4 separate regions of the Homo sapiens genome follow, and regions 1, 3 and 4 are each linked to region 2. The links are chromatin contacts, found by Hi-C or POLR2A ChIA-PET in ENCODE. All regions are on one chromosome and are shown on one strand. The core of a region is the stretch at or near the end of the contact, and the rest is flanking DNA. Distances in the headings are between cores, read along the strand shown.

Evidence for each region. A loop is a pair of places that touch in the nucleus more often than their neighbours do. ChIA-PET counts read pairs that join two places held with the same protein, here RNA polymerase II (POLR2A). Pooled maps may share reads with other maps.
Region 1: a loop to region 2 is called in a pooled map, with 2.4 times the contacts of the local background. The contact joins the enhancer-like site here to the promoter of ITM2C in region 2. A Hi-C loop is called at or near these places in 2 of 37 single-sample maps with no recorded cell type and 3 of 50 pooled maps. POLR2A ChIA-PET finds 5 or more read pairs at or near these places in 1 of 52 experiments (PC-9).
Region 3: a pooled map shows a loop between it and region 2 (2.7-fold over the local background). The contact joins the enhancer-like site here to the promoter of ITM2C in region 2. A Hi-C loop is called at or near these places in 3 of 37 single-sample maps with no recorded cell type and 4 of 50 pooled maps. POLR2A ChIA-PET finds 5 or more read pairs at or near these places in 1 of 52 experiments (A673).
Region 4: a loop to region 2 is called in a pooled map, with 10 times the contacts of the local background. The contact joins the enhancer-like site here to the promoter of ITM2C in region 2. A Hi-C loop is called at or near these places in 3 of 37 single-sample maps with no recorded cell type and 6 of 50 pooled maps. POLR2A ChIA-PET finds 5 or more read pairs at or near these places in 3 of 52 experiments (WTC11, activated B cell and activated CD4-positive, alpha-beta T cell).

What each region holds. Positions count from the first base shown.
Region 1 is chr2:231,544,151-231,547,261 of GRCh38, reverse strand. The region is part of intron 3 of LOC105376787 (a long non-coding RNA gene); the gene reads right to left. Among named protein-coding and RNA genes, the nearest start is that of NMUR1, 15 kb to the right of the region's middle. RefSeq lists an enhancer at 1,162-1,361 and silencers at 1,370-1,664, 1,462-1,691. Within about 2 kb of position 1,646, at least 20 of the 41 ENCODE cell types and tissues checked have a DNase peak (open chromatin) inside an H3K27ac peak, as active enhancers do.
Region 2 is chr2:230,863,187-230,866,319 of GRCh38, reverse strand. ITM2C (integral membrane protein 2C) reads right to left here and starts at 1,378. Exons shown (of 6, transcript NM_030926.6): 1 at 1,175-1,378. The coding sequence starts at 1,294. RefSeq lists silencers at 179-278, 1,069-1,158, 1,259-1,628 and enhancers at 62-718, 719-1,377, 2,036-2,694.
Region 3 is chr2:231,603,164-231,606,292 of GRCh38, reverse strand. No RefSeq gene overlaps it. Among named protein-coding and RNA genes, the nearest start is that of TEX44, 12 kb to the right of the region's middle. RefSeq lists silencers at 1,140-1,429, 1,560-1,859. Within about 2 kb of position 1,477, at least 35 of the 41 ENCODE cell types and tissues checked have a DNase peak (open chromatin) inside an H3K27ac peak, as active enhancers do; they include A673, where a contact is called at or near this core.
Region 4 is chr2:231,660,444-231,663,594 of GRCh38, reverse strand. No RefSeq gene overlaps it. Among named protein-coding and RNA genes, the nearest start is that of PTMA, 47 kb to the left of the region's middle. RefSeq lists enhancers at 1-1,050, 983-1,277 and a silencer at 1,391-1,590. Within about 2 kb of position 1,579, at least 35 of the 41 ENCODE cell types and tissues checked have a DNase peak (open chromatin) inside an H3K27ac peak, as active enhancers do.

The DNA.
Region 1 (3,111 bases), core at 397-2,896, 680 kb before region 2:
GGTGCGATGGCTCACGCCTGTAATCCCATCACTTTGGGCGGCTGAGGCGGGTGGATCACGAGGTCAGGAGATTGAGACCATCCTGACTAACACGGTGAAACCCCATCTCTACTAAAAATACAAAAAAAAAATTAGCTGGACGTGGTGGCGGGCACCTGTAGTCCCAGCTACTCGGGAAGCTGAGGCAGGAGAATGGCGTGAACCCGGGAGGCAGAGCTTGCAGTGAGCCGAGATCGCGCCACTGCACTCCAGCCTGGGCGACAGAGTGAGACTTTATCTCAAAAAAATAAAAAATAAATAAATAAACGAATAAAAAATTAAAAAAATAAAAATTAACTGGATGTAGTGGTGCGCACCTGTAGCCCCAGCTACTTGGGAGGCTGAGGCAGGAGAATTGCTTGAAGCTGGGAGGTGGAGGTTGCAGTGAGCCAAGATTGTGCCATTGCACTCTAGCCTGGGCAACAAAGTGAGACTCTGTTTCAAAACAACAACAACAAAAACAAACAAACAAAAACTGGGTACTAGTTATTAGCTTGGCCTAGCCAAGTTGGCATGTAAAACTAACATCTCAGTAAAATATATAAAACATAAAATCAAAATCCTTATTATATGATCAACTCCTGCAATCTTTGAGCCAGCCTGAGGCTCTCTGGTGTTGTTGCTCTGAGCAACCCTGTATGTGAGTGTTGGGAACATTAACATTGACCAACTGTCTTTGGGTTGAAGATGAGGGCGTTTGACGGAGGCTGAACAGGGCTGAATTTGTGAAAGAATAAAATTCCGGGCATTCATTTCCCAATCTCTGCCTGGAGGCCAGTGGCGGAGGCCGTGTTGAGCCCATAGCTCTCCTCTCTGCCTTTTGACTCTTGGCCTGTGCTTAGGGTGGCGGTCAGTGAGTTCACAGCCAAAATGACAGGGGCCTCGCTGGGCAGAGGACGCCTCATTGCACTGGTCCCTGTGCCTCCTTTCCCCTTGTTATGGGCTGAGCTACATCACCCCCAAATTCCTGTGTTGAAGTGTTAACCTTCAGTACCTTGGAATATGACTGTATTGGGAGATAGGGCCTGAAAAGAGGTAATTACGGTAAAATAAGTTTACAGGGGTGGGCCTTAGTGCAATATGGCTCACGTCCTTATGAGAAGAGATTAGGACACAGATATGTGTGTGCACAGAAAGACCCTAAGAAGACCCGGGAGAGAGAAGATGGTCGCCTGCAAGCCAAGGAGAGAGGCCTCCGGAGAAACCAAATCTACCGATATCTTGATCTTGGACTTCAGTCTCTAGAACTAGGAGAAGATAAATGTCTGTTGTTTATCCACCCAGCCTGTGATATTTTGTTGTGGCAGCCCTGGCAAATGAATACACCTCTTCTGTGAGGGGCCAGAAGGGTGTTCCTGGTTCCCTAATTTCAAGTCTTGGCTGTGCAATCTTTGCCTTCTCTTAATCGGAGAGTTGAAGATCACAGTCAAGGAGTCTGACCCTTCCCACAGACTCTGCTGAACTCTGCCCCACACCCTTCCGTAAACTCATTTGTCTCAGTCTTGGTGGTTTGTGTGGTCAGATACAGCCCAGCCACAGGAAGAGGCAAAATAAGCTTCAGGGGAAGTGAACACGTCCCACACAGCTTGCCTCTGGGGTAAGGGGCAGTGACAGGGCCTGACTGTTTAACGGTCCCTGCTACTGTTCCCAGGCCTGAAAATGTGTGTCAGCCTGTGTGCAAATCACATCAGGTGGATGCCTGATGGCTGAGGACAGCTCTGTGGCTGTTCTTGACTTTGCTCCACGCCTTGGGCAGTCAGCCAGGGGGACAGCACTCCTGGCCAGTTTCCCTACAGACAGGGCTCAGGGTCAGCTCTACCCCAAGGGGTTTCTTGATTTCCAGCCCAACAAGGGGGATTGCTGTGGCTTGGGTTTCTTCAAAAGGAAGACCTGGAAGCATGAACTTGATGAAATCGTTTATTTGATACGTAAGCCCAGAAAGCATGGTGAGGGGGTGGAGGAAGAGAGATAACGAAGAGAAGAAAGAAAATGAAGTGTGCATTCTGGCTGGGCCCGGTGGCTCACGCCTGTAATCCCCGCACTTTGGGAGGCCGAGGTGGGCGGATCACGAGGTCAGGAGATCCAGACCACCCTGGCTAACACAGTGAAACCTCATCTCTACTAAAAATACAAAAAAAAAAAAAAAAAAAAAATTGCAGTGGCCGGGAGCGGTGGCTTACGCCTGTAATCCCAGCACTTTGGGAGGCCTCGACGGGCGGATCACGAGGTCAGGAGATCGAGACCATCCTGGCTAACATGGTGAAACCCTGTCTCTACTAAAAATAGAAAAAATTAGACAGGCGTGGTGGTGGGTACTTGTAGTCCCAGCTACTTGGGAGGCTGAGGCAGGAGAATGGCGTGAACCTGGGAGACGGAGCTTGCAGTGAGCCAAGATCACGCCACTGCACTCCAGCCTGGGCGACAGAGCAAGACTCCATCTCAAAAAAAAAAAAAAAATCGCCAGGCATGGTGGTGTGCACCTGTGGTCCCAGCTGCTTGGGAGGCTGAGACAGGAGAATGGCGTGAACCTGGGAGGCGGAGCTTGCAGTGAGCCGAGATCGCGCCACTGCACTCCAGCCTGGGTGACGGAGCGAGACTCCGTGTCAAAAAAAAAACAACAGAAAATGAAGTGTGTATTCATTCCCAGGCCAGTCAGGACTATGGGCAGGCAACACGGTGGGGACCCCCTGAGATACCCTGTGGAACATGGCTTAGAATTGTCCCGCCCAGGGACAAGGAAGCTGTGGTGCATTTGTTACCTATTTTTATTTTTATTTATTATTTATTTTTTGAGACAGGGTCTGGCTCTCTTGCCCAGGCTGGAGTGCAGTGGCGTGATCTCAGCTCACTGTAACCTCTTGCCTCAGCTGCCAGAGTAGCTGGGATTATAGGCATGTGCCACCACACCCTGCTAATTTTTGTATTTTTGGTAGAGACAGGGTTTCACCATGTTGGCCAGGTTGGTCTCAAACTCCTGGCCTCAAGTGATCCACCCGCCTTGGCTTCCCAAAGTGCTGGGATCATAGGCATGAGCCACTGTGCCTGGTGTATTTTTAAAAACAGTTTTATTGA
Region 2 (3,133 bases), core at 129-2,628:
GCGTTCAGGAAGACTCTTCAGAAGCCTGCATCTGGAAGTGGGGAAGCAGTGGACAAAGACTTTCTCAGTCCTGCCTCAATGCGGGGTGGGGAGGCGGGGAGGACATGGGCTTGGTAAGCCACAAGACCGCTGGGGGCGGCGCCCACGTAGACACCTTTGCCAGGCACAATAAAACCTGGCTGGGCCAGCTCTCCCTCCCTCCCTGTCCCTGCCCGCCACGCGTTCTGCCCCCTGCGGGCCCTTCCCGGACACAAGGCACGCAGCTCAGACAGTTTTCCACGGCGGAAATGCCTTCTCTCCCCCCCGGCCAGAGGGAAAGTGGAGGAAGCCGGGGTAGGGGAGGGGGATGACAGGGGTGGGGGAACGCGCACAGAGCCCGGGGACCCAGGATGCAAGGGCACTGGGGCAGTTGGGAGCCCTCCCCGTGGGGTCGGGGGACAGCCCAGCGAGAGGCTGGGAATGGAGAAAAGAGAGGGGAGCAGGGAGGCCCAGACGGCAGGGCGTGGGGTGGGAAGGGGGCACCCGGCCTCGGACCCCCGACGTCCAGAGGCCGCAGCGCCGTCGGTTCTGGCTGATTTCCATTTCATCACTTTCTGGTCTGTCAATTCCGGTGCAGGCCAGCAGCACATCCTCTGTCCCTCGCAGCCCCCAATTTCGGAGGAAATCAACGGCCCCACCCTCTTCGTTGGTACCAGACCCCCCCACCCCCAATTCCCCAGCCAATCAGGTCCCACCGCCCTACTTTGGAAAAACTACGTCTAACCCTCCTCCCATCCCCCACCTGGGGACTCGACTCGCGGCTTTCCCAGTTGATTGGAACCAGACGCGTACCCCCCCACCAACATTCCTCGAACTTCTTCGGACCAGCCCCCTCCCCCTATAAGGCGGCGAGGGGGCCCCCACTTTTGGAAGAGACCTCGAGCACTTCTCCACCTGAAGACCAGAACCAGACGCCTCCCACTCTTCGGACTTCAGCTTTTGGCTGCCGCTTTAGTACGGGACTTAAGCCCCCTCCTCATTCTGGGATAAGCAACCATTCGAGACTTCCCAACCCTGCTCCACCCCGGGCTCTGGGGCCCTGACGCGCCTCGGGCAGTCCCCAGGGCCGACGGGGCGCGCCTGGGTCGTGAGCCTGGGTCCCCCGCCCCACCGCCTGAGCCCCAGACCCTCTCACCCTAGCCGGCGTCAGCAGGATCTCGGTGGCCGAGGCCGGCGCAGGGGCCGACGCCGACGCCTTGTCAGCCTTGTCGCCCTTGATGCCAGCCACGGCGGGCTGGAAGCTAATCTTCACCATGGCTGCGCCGGCCCGCGCGTCCGCCCCGCAGCCTCTGCCGGTGCAGCCTCGGTCTCTGCCTCCGCCGCTCCGAGCTCTGCAGGCACCGGAAGTTTGGATCCCGCTCGCGTCCCTCTCTCTAACCCCACCCCCAGCCCTCCCCGCCCCGTCCCCGCGGGAGGGCCCCGGCGCCCGCCGCGCCTGCGCCCCCTTCCCGCCCGCGGGGCCCGCAGTGACCCCTGCCGGGCGCGCCGCTCCGCACCTGGGGCGGGTCGGAGTTCCTTCTGCCGCTCGCTCGCACAGTCACTCACTCGCTCGCTCACTCACTCACTCACTCACTCGCTCACTCATTCATTCAGCCGTCACGCTCGGATCCGTTCTCCGTAGCATAATCCCTTCGCATTCCCTGTCCAAGGCCAGCATCCCCGCAACGCAAGTCTTTGTTAACCCAGTGTTTGCCAGGCAAATGCAGCTTCCAGACAACTCACCCGTCTCTCCTGCCCCACTTCAGGTCTTCCCCTTTAGAAACGCTGGAGCCTCCGCTCTACCTGTCCCCACGCCCCCCTCCTCCGACCTGTCCTTGGCGCGGGGAGGAGGCTTTGAGACAGGCGCCAAACTGCTGCCTCCGTCTTGCCTTCTGAAGCCATCCACGCCTCCTTCATCCTCCATCTTGCTTCTGCCTTCATTCTTTATTCCTGCAAAACCTTCCTGGGGGGTCCTGGGGTGCACGCTGGAGCCGCCTGGAGTGGAGAAGGGAAGGCCGCCCCTGCTCCCTGGCTCCTTCGTGTTGCTGCGACCTCAGTTATTGGGTGACCTCCTGAACTGCCCTTGTCTCACTCATCCAGGAGGACCCTGGCGAGAGTGGAGGGAAGACCCCCAGGGCGGGTGTCAGAGGCTCGGGTTCCACTCAAGACTCTGCTCCTCCCAAGTATCACGGGTACTGGGGAAGCAGGGGCTTCTGTTGCTGGGATGGCTGCTCTTGGCACTAACGCCCTGAATCTTTCCTCTTTGCTCCTGGTCCAGACTGGGCCAGGGACAGCGCCCAGCAACACACACAGGTTGTGCTGAGTGGTCCGCTTTGGTTCTGCTGTTGGGCTGCCAGTGGAGGGCAGGGGAGTCCGTCCGCTTCTTGAGGACAGTCCGGGGTCCTCCACTGATCTCTCTTCTCACCTTTCAGGTCTTTTGCAGCTGCCTTGGGCCCTTAGCGCCCACGTCCCAGACCCGGACCTCTTGGCTCAGATCTTGGATGAACCTAGCAACCTTGAGGACAGACAGGTGGGGAAAGAAGAAAGTCTAACTGATGCTAAGGCCACCAGCCTGGGGAACTGGGGGGAGGGAATGGGGAGGTGGAAGAAGACAGATGGTTTGGAGGAGACGAGGAGGAATCTGGTTTGGCACAGAGCCAGAGAGGAAGGTGTTATGGACTACCGCTCATCACCTGCTCCAGATCCCATGGGAAACCTGGTGTCTGGAGAAGGCAAGCTCCACGTCTTGCTTAGGCCACACCCCCAACATGCATTCCTTCACTCAGTGTTTTCCAAGCACCCCTGTGTGCCAAGCATTGTGTTAAGCTCTGTGGCAGAAAACAGAGATGCCCAAGACACAACCCAGCCACCAAGGATGTGGTCATGTGAAACCTTCTATGAGTGGCATTCTTTCACGTGCATTCAATTATTTAATTTTCATCACAGCCTCTGTGACCTACACATTAGCCTCATGTTAATAGTGATAGAAGGTAGCATGACTAAACCCAGGGTCGCAGAGCTGGTTTGGCACAAATCTCTGGTCAGCAAGACAGGGCCACCTGGGTGAAGCATCCACATGCCTGAGATTGGCAGGCGAGCACCCCACTTCCCCTGG
Region 3 (3,129 bases), core at 228-2,727, 740 kb before region 2:
ACGTAGCTGGGCCTGCTCAGCAGCTCTGGTTCCTGGGCCCAGGACTGTTTTCTGAGGGATTGTCTGGGAGAGACTGGGGAACCTAGGTGGGACGTGGGCTCGGGTGCATCCTTGGACAAGTCCTGTAGTCCCTGCGCATCAATGTCCTTGTGCATGAAACAGGGATCATGGTGCCTGCTCCACCCAGACAGGAGAGGACATAGATCTGAGGCTTTTCCCAACTGCAGTAGGCGCCCTGGTGGTGGAGAGTCTGCAGATCTGGCAGTGGAGAGTCCCTGCCCTGGAAGCCAGGCTGGAGCTGCTTTTTCAGAGATGCCAGATGCCTCTCGCACTCAGACCCCCTGGTCAGGCTGTCAGAAGGCAGTCACTGACTGTTGAGGAGAGACGCTGCTATTCACAGGGATGGGCAGATGCCTCCCTGGGCCAGACGGACAAAGCATGCCCAGGCTCCTGGGTAGTCAGTTGGTTTGGATGTCAGTGCTTGGCCTGTTGGGCTGGGGGAGGTGGTGGCTCCCTGGAGACAGATCGTGAAGGGCCTGGATGTCACCCTGTAGTGACAGAGTGCTACTGGGGGAGGAGCCTGGGAGAAGCCTGGGTTGGTGGCATCACTGGGTCTGAGACCCAGTCACAGCGCCCCACGTCTTGAGCCACTGCCACTGGCAGGCCTGGACCAGCTCTCAGGCCCAAATTTAGGTCCCTGCTTTATCTTAGCACAGCTGATGGCCCTTCTGCTCCTGTAGCATCTTGTTTCTCTTACACCCCAGGTTGGAACCTCATCCTCTCTCCTCTACGGCTGATGCCGCCTGCCTCAGTTTACCCATGTATTGTCACTTTCACTCGTGCATTCACCCTCAGTCGACAGGGCTGGGGCCTGTTTCCCACACCGTCCCTCCATCGTTTTGGAACAAGTGTCCATGCATTTTATTCTAGCATTGCGGCCCAGAGGTTACGTAGCCCATCAGCTCACAGGGCTTCGGGAACAGGTGTCCAGGCGCTCGATGTCAGGGGTTCTGGGTGCTGGAGGCGCCTGGCAGCTCCCAAGGATCGGTGCTTGTCCTCAGTCCCATGAGAAGGCCATGCTGAGCGCCTACTGTGTGCTGAGGGCGGCGCTGTGGGCCGGGCTGCCGCACACAGAGGCCCCTTTCTTCAGGGAGTTTACTCAGGAGCACGTTTATAAATAGGACAAAGCCCGGCGGGCCAGGGGCCTCCCAGGCAGAAGTGGGGAGAAGGCCGGGCGTCCTCCTGGAGGGTGCCGCCCCGCCCCGCCCGGGCCCGCAGCCTTCCGGGGCTGAAAGGGCCTCTGTGTCCCGGCCCCCGCCTGCCCCGGGCCAGGAGCGCATTTCCTCAGCTGCGCCAGACCCTGGAGGCTCCGCAGCCCCTCTGGGGACAGACACAAATAGTTCCCGGCCCAGCTGCCCGGCCAGTTGCCTTGGGAACCAAACTCAATTGTCTGACGTCACTGGGCCGTCGCGCAGCAACCGGCTCAGCCTCTCCCTCCCCGCCCAGGCGTTGAGGTCACGGTCGCCATGGAGACGGCGGGGCCGGGCCTGCTGGGCCGGGCCTGCTGGGCCGGGCCTGCTGGGCCGGGCCTGCTGGGCCGGGCCGGGCTGGGGCTGGGGGTGCTCGGCCGGTCTTGCAGGCCCCGTCGGCCACCCGCGCCCTTGGTCCCGCCTCGGAGCCTCGGCCCCAGCTCCGGCCCCGACACGGGAGCTGCTCTTCCCTCGCGGAAGCGGTGCCGCCTGGCCCGCGGCAGCGCAGACGCCCTGCCTTGCCCTCAGGCTGGCCGGGCCGCCTGTGGCCGGAGAAAGCCCCATTGTGGCCTGAGTGCGCCCCGCAGCCAGTCGGGATTTCTCTCGCAGAGAGAGGCCTTTGTTCGCCTCACCCCATCTGACTGCCCCGTGCTCTGTCCCAGCCTCATTTGCTCCCCAAGCCCCAACCTGGGTTCCTGCTCTGGCAACAAGGAGCAGGTGGCAGCAAGGGGCGTTTTCGCGCCCCTCCCCCTAATCACCCAGGAAATCTCTGAGCTTGGCCACCTGCCCTGGGGGAGGAGACGCGAGGCCTGCGCACCCCACTCTGCTTCATCCCTGGTTGCTCTCCCCACTCCTGTGGCCCCTCCGCCGGCGTTTGTGCTGTGTGACATCCCTCTCCTCCACCGCTGCCTGGGGTTGGGGGCAGTCGGGGCAGTCAGGCCAGGCCAGGCCACCCCTGGGTGAAGAGGGCATTGGGGCCAGAAGGGTCTGCACTGACCACCTCCAAGTTTCTGTTCTTAGGCTGTTCCCGCCGCAGCAGAATATAAAGTGCTGAAGCCAGAACCCAGACTGGGACGCAAGGCCCAGAACCTGCGCAGGGGCCACCGGCAATCGGCCACCATGCCCCTGCCCTGCTGTGCCTCGACTTACCCATCTGCTGCTGGGGTAATCCTAACCATCTCTTACTGAGGGACCCTGAGTGCCTTGTTCAAGTTCAGTGTGGTGAGCCCATTGGTGGGAGGTGTTTTTCCTCCCCAAAGACTGTATTTTGAAAAGTACTAATAAAATACAGGAGGTGAGTAGCCAAGGCAGAATTTTAGGTGAATTCTATTTCCTCATTGTTTGACATTTAAAATTTAGAGATGCAAAGGAATATATTTGAATCCATGGGGTTGGGGGGATGAGTACAGAAAGATCTGAGTGCCTTGCTCTTTCCAAAGCACGTGTTTAAAGGAAGGTTCTGGTTGTGTGCAGGGCATTCACAGGCAAGTTTGTGTGTTGTGGGAGGCATACCCCGGGTCCCAGAACCTAGGTGTGGGCTCTGTGTGGCATTAGGCAAACATCGGACCCCATCTGGAGTCCTGGCCTATTTTTGTGGGAAAGGCAACTTTTATCTGCTGGGGAACCTTCAGATATAGGAGGGATGGGGGTTAGGACAGTGTCCCTTGCAGTGGGGGACTTAGGGGAGCCACAAGGGACAGGCTGCTTTGGGCCCCTCCTTCCCCTTTCTGGGAGCAGCCTGCTCTGACAGGATCCAGGCTGGGCCAACCAGGGTCCTTCCCCCTAGGATTGATCAGATCCAACAGGGGAAACCGAGACTTTTCCTCTCTGGTTTATCAAGGAGCAGCCTGTGGGCCTGGAGTCTCCAGGAGCCACGGTC
Region 4 (3,151 bases), core at 330-2,829, 800 kb before region 2:
CCCAGGCCCCAGCTGCTTCTCCCCACTGCTCCCTAGGGAGGCCAGTCCATGCGAGCTCTCACTTCAGACGCCTGCCCAAGTCTTCTGCCCCCCGAGCCTCACCAACAGGTCCCTTCCCCACACACTCCTCTCCATGACCTGCCTCCTCTGCTTCCACCCACCATCCTCTCAAATGAGACTGAATGCCTCCCCAAACAGTCCTGGGCCCATTACCCTATTCCCTCTACCCCATGCCCTGGTCTCGGCTCACGGCTTCCTCCAGGCCGCTTCCCCTGTCATTGACAAGCCAAGCGCCTCCTTCACAGTGGTCTCAGGTTGTCCTAACTGCCTATTTCTAGGCGTTTCTCCCACTGGCTTCATGCTCTGCGTCACTATCACCGTGTGCGCCCAAGTGCAAAGTTGGGTCCAGGGCAGGAGCCAAAAAATCAGTGAAGAAAGAACGAAGGAAAGATTAAAAATTGCTTGGGGTGGTCGGCAGATTATGCTTTGCATGTAAACTGGGCAAGTGCAAATGAATCCAAAACAGGCCGGAAACAAGATCGTGTTCGCGGGCCACAGACAGCGGAGGCGGGGCTAGCACTCGAGGGTCCACGTACATCCCCGGGCCGCGCAAACAGCGGCTTCTGTGAACCACTACATTCCTGAATGCACGTGTCCGTGCACACCCGGACCTGTGCAAACACAAATGCGGACATTCTCGGGTCCAAGTACATCCTCGAGGTCGTGCACATACGAAAACATGGAAACCCGCGGGTTCGTGCATGCCAGAGTTTTGGTGTGCGTGCTAGGGAGTGTAAGCAAGGGTATGCGCACACTTCCGAGGTTGTGCACATACAGAAAGGCGCACGCCCCAGGGTTCTGCACACAGAAGGACGTGCACACCCCCGAGGTCAGCCGGCAGACCCTTCTTGAGGAGGTAGAGGCGCCTAATTCCCCCCATATTTGGGCAACGCTGCAAGCTCTAGGCGCCATCTTCGCTCCGCGGGCAGCGGAAGGACCTGCAGACAGCGAAGCCCTGGCGCTTGGGCATTTGTTGTGCCGGCTTCCGGGCGTCCATCACGCGGAAGCCGCGCCCCAGACGCGGGAGACGCGGCGGAGCACGAAATGGCGGGCGAGGGGCGGAGCGAAGGCGGCCCGGGGCGGAGCGGCCGAGAGCCTCGCCCACTCTTGACTCCAGGCTTGGCGCACCGCCTGAACCCTTGCGCAGGCGCACAGCACGGCGCGCGTTCCCGCGTTCCTTCCGACGCGCGCTAGAACACAAAGGGCTGGAGGGAAAGCACGGAGCGCTGCAAACTTGCGGAGCGGCTCGTGGTGTGGAGCGGCCTGGAGCGGACTCTCAAGGGCCGGAGCCGGGCTCGCCGGCACTGCGCTCGGGCGCAGGGTGGGGCGCGACACGGCACTGGTTCCCTTGCCCTCTCTCTCCGGCCGTGGCCGCCTCGCGGGCCGGGGTGGGCGCCCAGGGCGCAGGCGCCGGTGCGCGGGTGGGACCAGGAGCCTCCATTTTCCCTCGCACGCGCTAATGGCGCAGCTGGGCCCTCTTCCTCTGGCGGGGGTGAAAATTCCCCTCCGGGGAAGCCCGAGGCGCTCGCTCCCCAAACTCTTTCGTCGGTGCGCGTGCTTAAAGCGGGCGGATGAAGCGTTCTTGAAAGTGCCTACACCTTTTGAGATGTGATTCTGAGTTGTTCATAGAAAAAGAAAAGACATACCCTTCCGCAAATTCATCCCCATAGTTTGCAACTTTCTACTTCAAATTGGGGTTATGGATTTGGGGGAGGCAAAAATAAGTTTAAAAATTTCCATTAAAGAGATGTTCCTGTAAAACAATGATCAAGAAAATGTTTAAAAGCAAACCTTAGCCATAAAACTAATACAAGTTCTTGGTAGAAGTTTGTTTTTGAGACGGAGTTTCGCTGTCGTTGCCCAGGCTGGAGTTCAGTGGCGCGATCTCAGCTCACTGCAACTTCCGCCTCCCGCTTTCAAGCAATTCTGCGTCAGTCTCCCTATGAGCTGGGACTACAGGCGCCCACCACCACGCCCAGTTAATTTTTGTATTTTTAGTAGAGAAGGGGTTTCACCATGTTGGCCAGGATGGTCTCGATATATTGACCTCGTGATCTGCCCGCCTCAGCCTCCAAAAGTGCTGAGATTACAGGTGTGAGCCACCGCGCCCGGCCAGTAGAAATTTTTGAAAGAAAGAATGGTAGTGTTCACCTTCCGTTTGCAGTATGCCAGGCCCTGTTTTAAGTGCATTAACTTTCATAACCAGGTCCACGTGGAAGAACTGACACACAGAGATAAGTACAGAAGTACTTAAAGGACGCGAAAGGACGAATAGTCTTTTCCACCTTCCAGTACAGCCACTGTCTGATTCAGTGGCATGGTTCCTGCCAGCGCTCTTCCGTGCATTAGGAAGTTTGGTTCATGGTTTACATACATACTGGAGCAGTTTTTGCTTCTCTGGCAGAGCTGTGGTTGGGCAAATAGAAAAAAACTCAGCAGGCTCAGAGGAGCCGGTCAACTGCCAGTTTCTCACGGTCTCTGGGGAGAGCTAGGTCCCGGCCAGTTGAGAGACCACGTTCAAAGGTTAGAATGTTAGTTATCTGGTGACTTGGGATCCAGAATGCACATAACTCTTGTGATCAGGTCATGGGGTTGGAAGGAAAAGTATCCGTATTCCTCCCTCCCTTTATTTTTTCCTACAGGGTCTCAGTAGTCAGTAGCACATTCGCAGGTCACAATTACCTTTCAAGTTTCCGCAGCTCATTTGAGGATTATGAGGAACGGCATTTTTGCAGGTCAGAATGGGGTCAAAGTAGAAGGCAGAGGGCAGGGATCATTCGTCATTGATACCTGAAGCAGCTGAGATTTTAAGGTTATTAGCCTTGCCCAAATTCATAAACTAATAGCGGAGCAGAGATCCTTCATCCAAGTTGAGGTGTCTGACTTGCAACCTCAGTTTCCAAGTCCTTAAGGTCTATATGATCTTTTAATTGTGTCCATCCTTATTTCTCTTTTTAAAACTTTAACAAGGTGGCCGGGTGCAGTGGCTCACGACTGTTATCCCAATACTTTGGGAGACCGAGATGGGTGGATCACTTGAGGTCAAGAGTTCGAGACCACTCTGGCCAACATGGTGAAACCCCATCTCTAC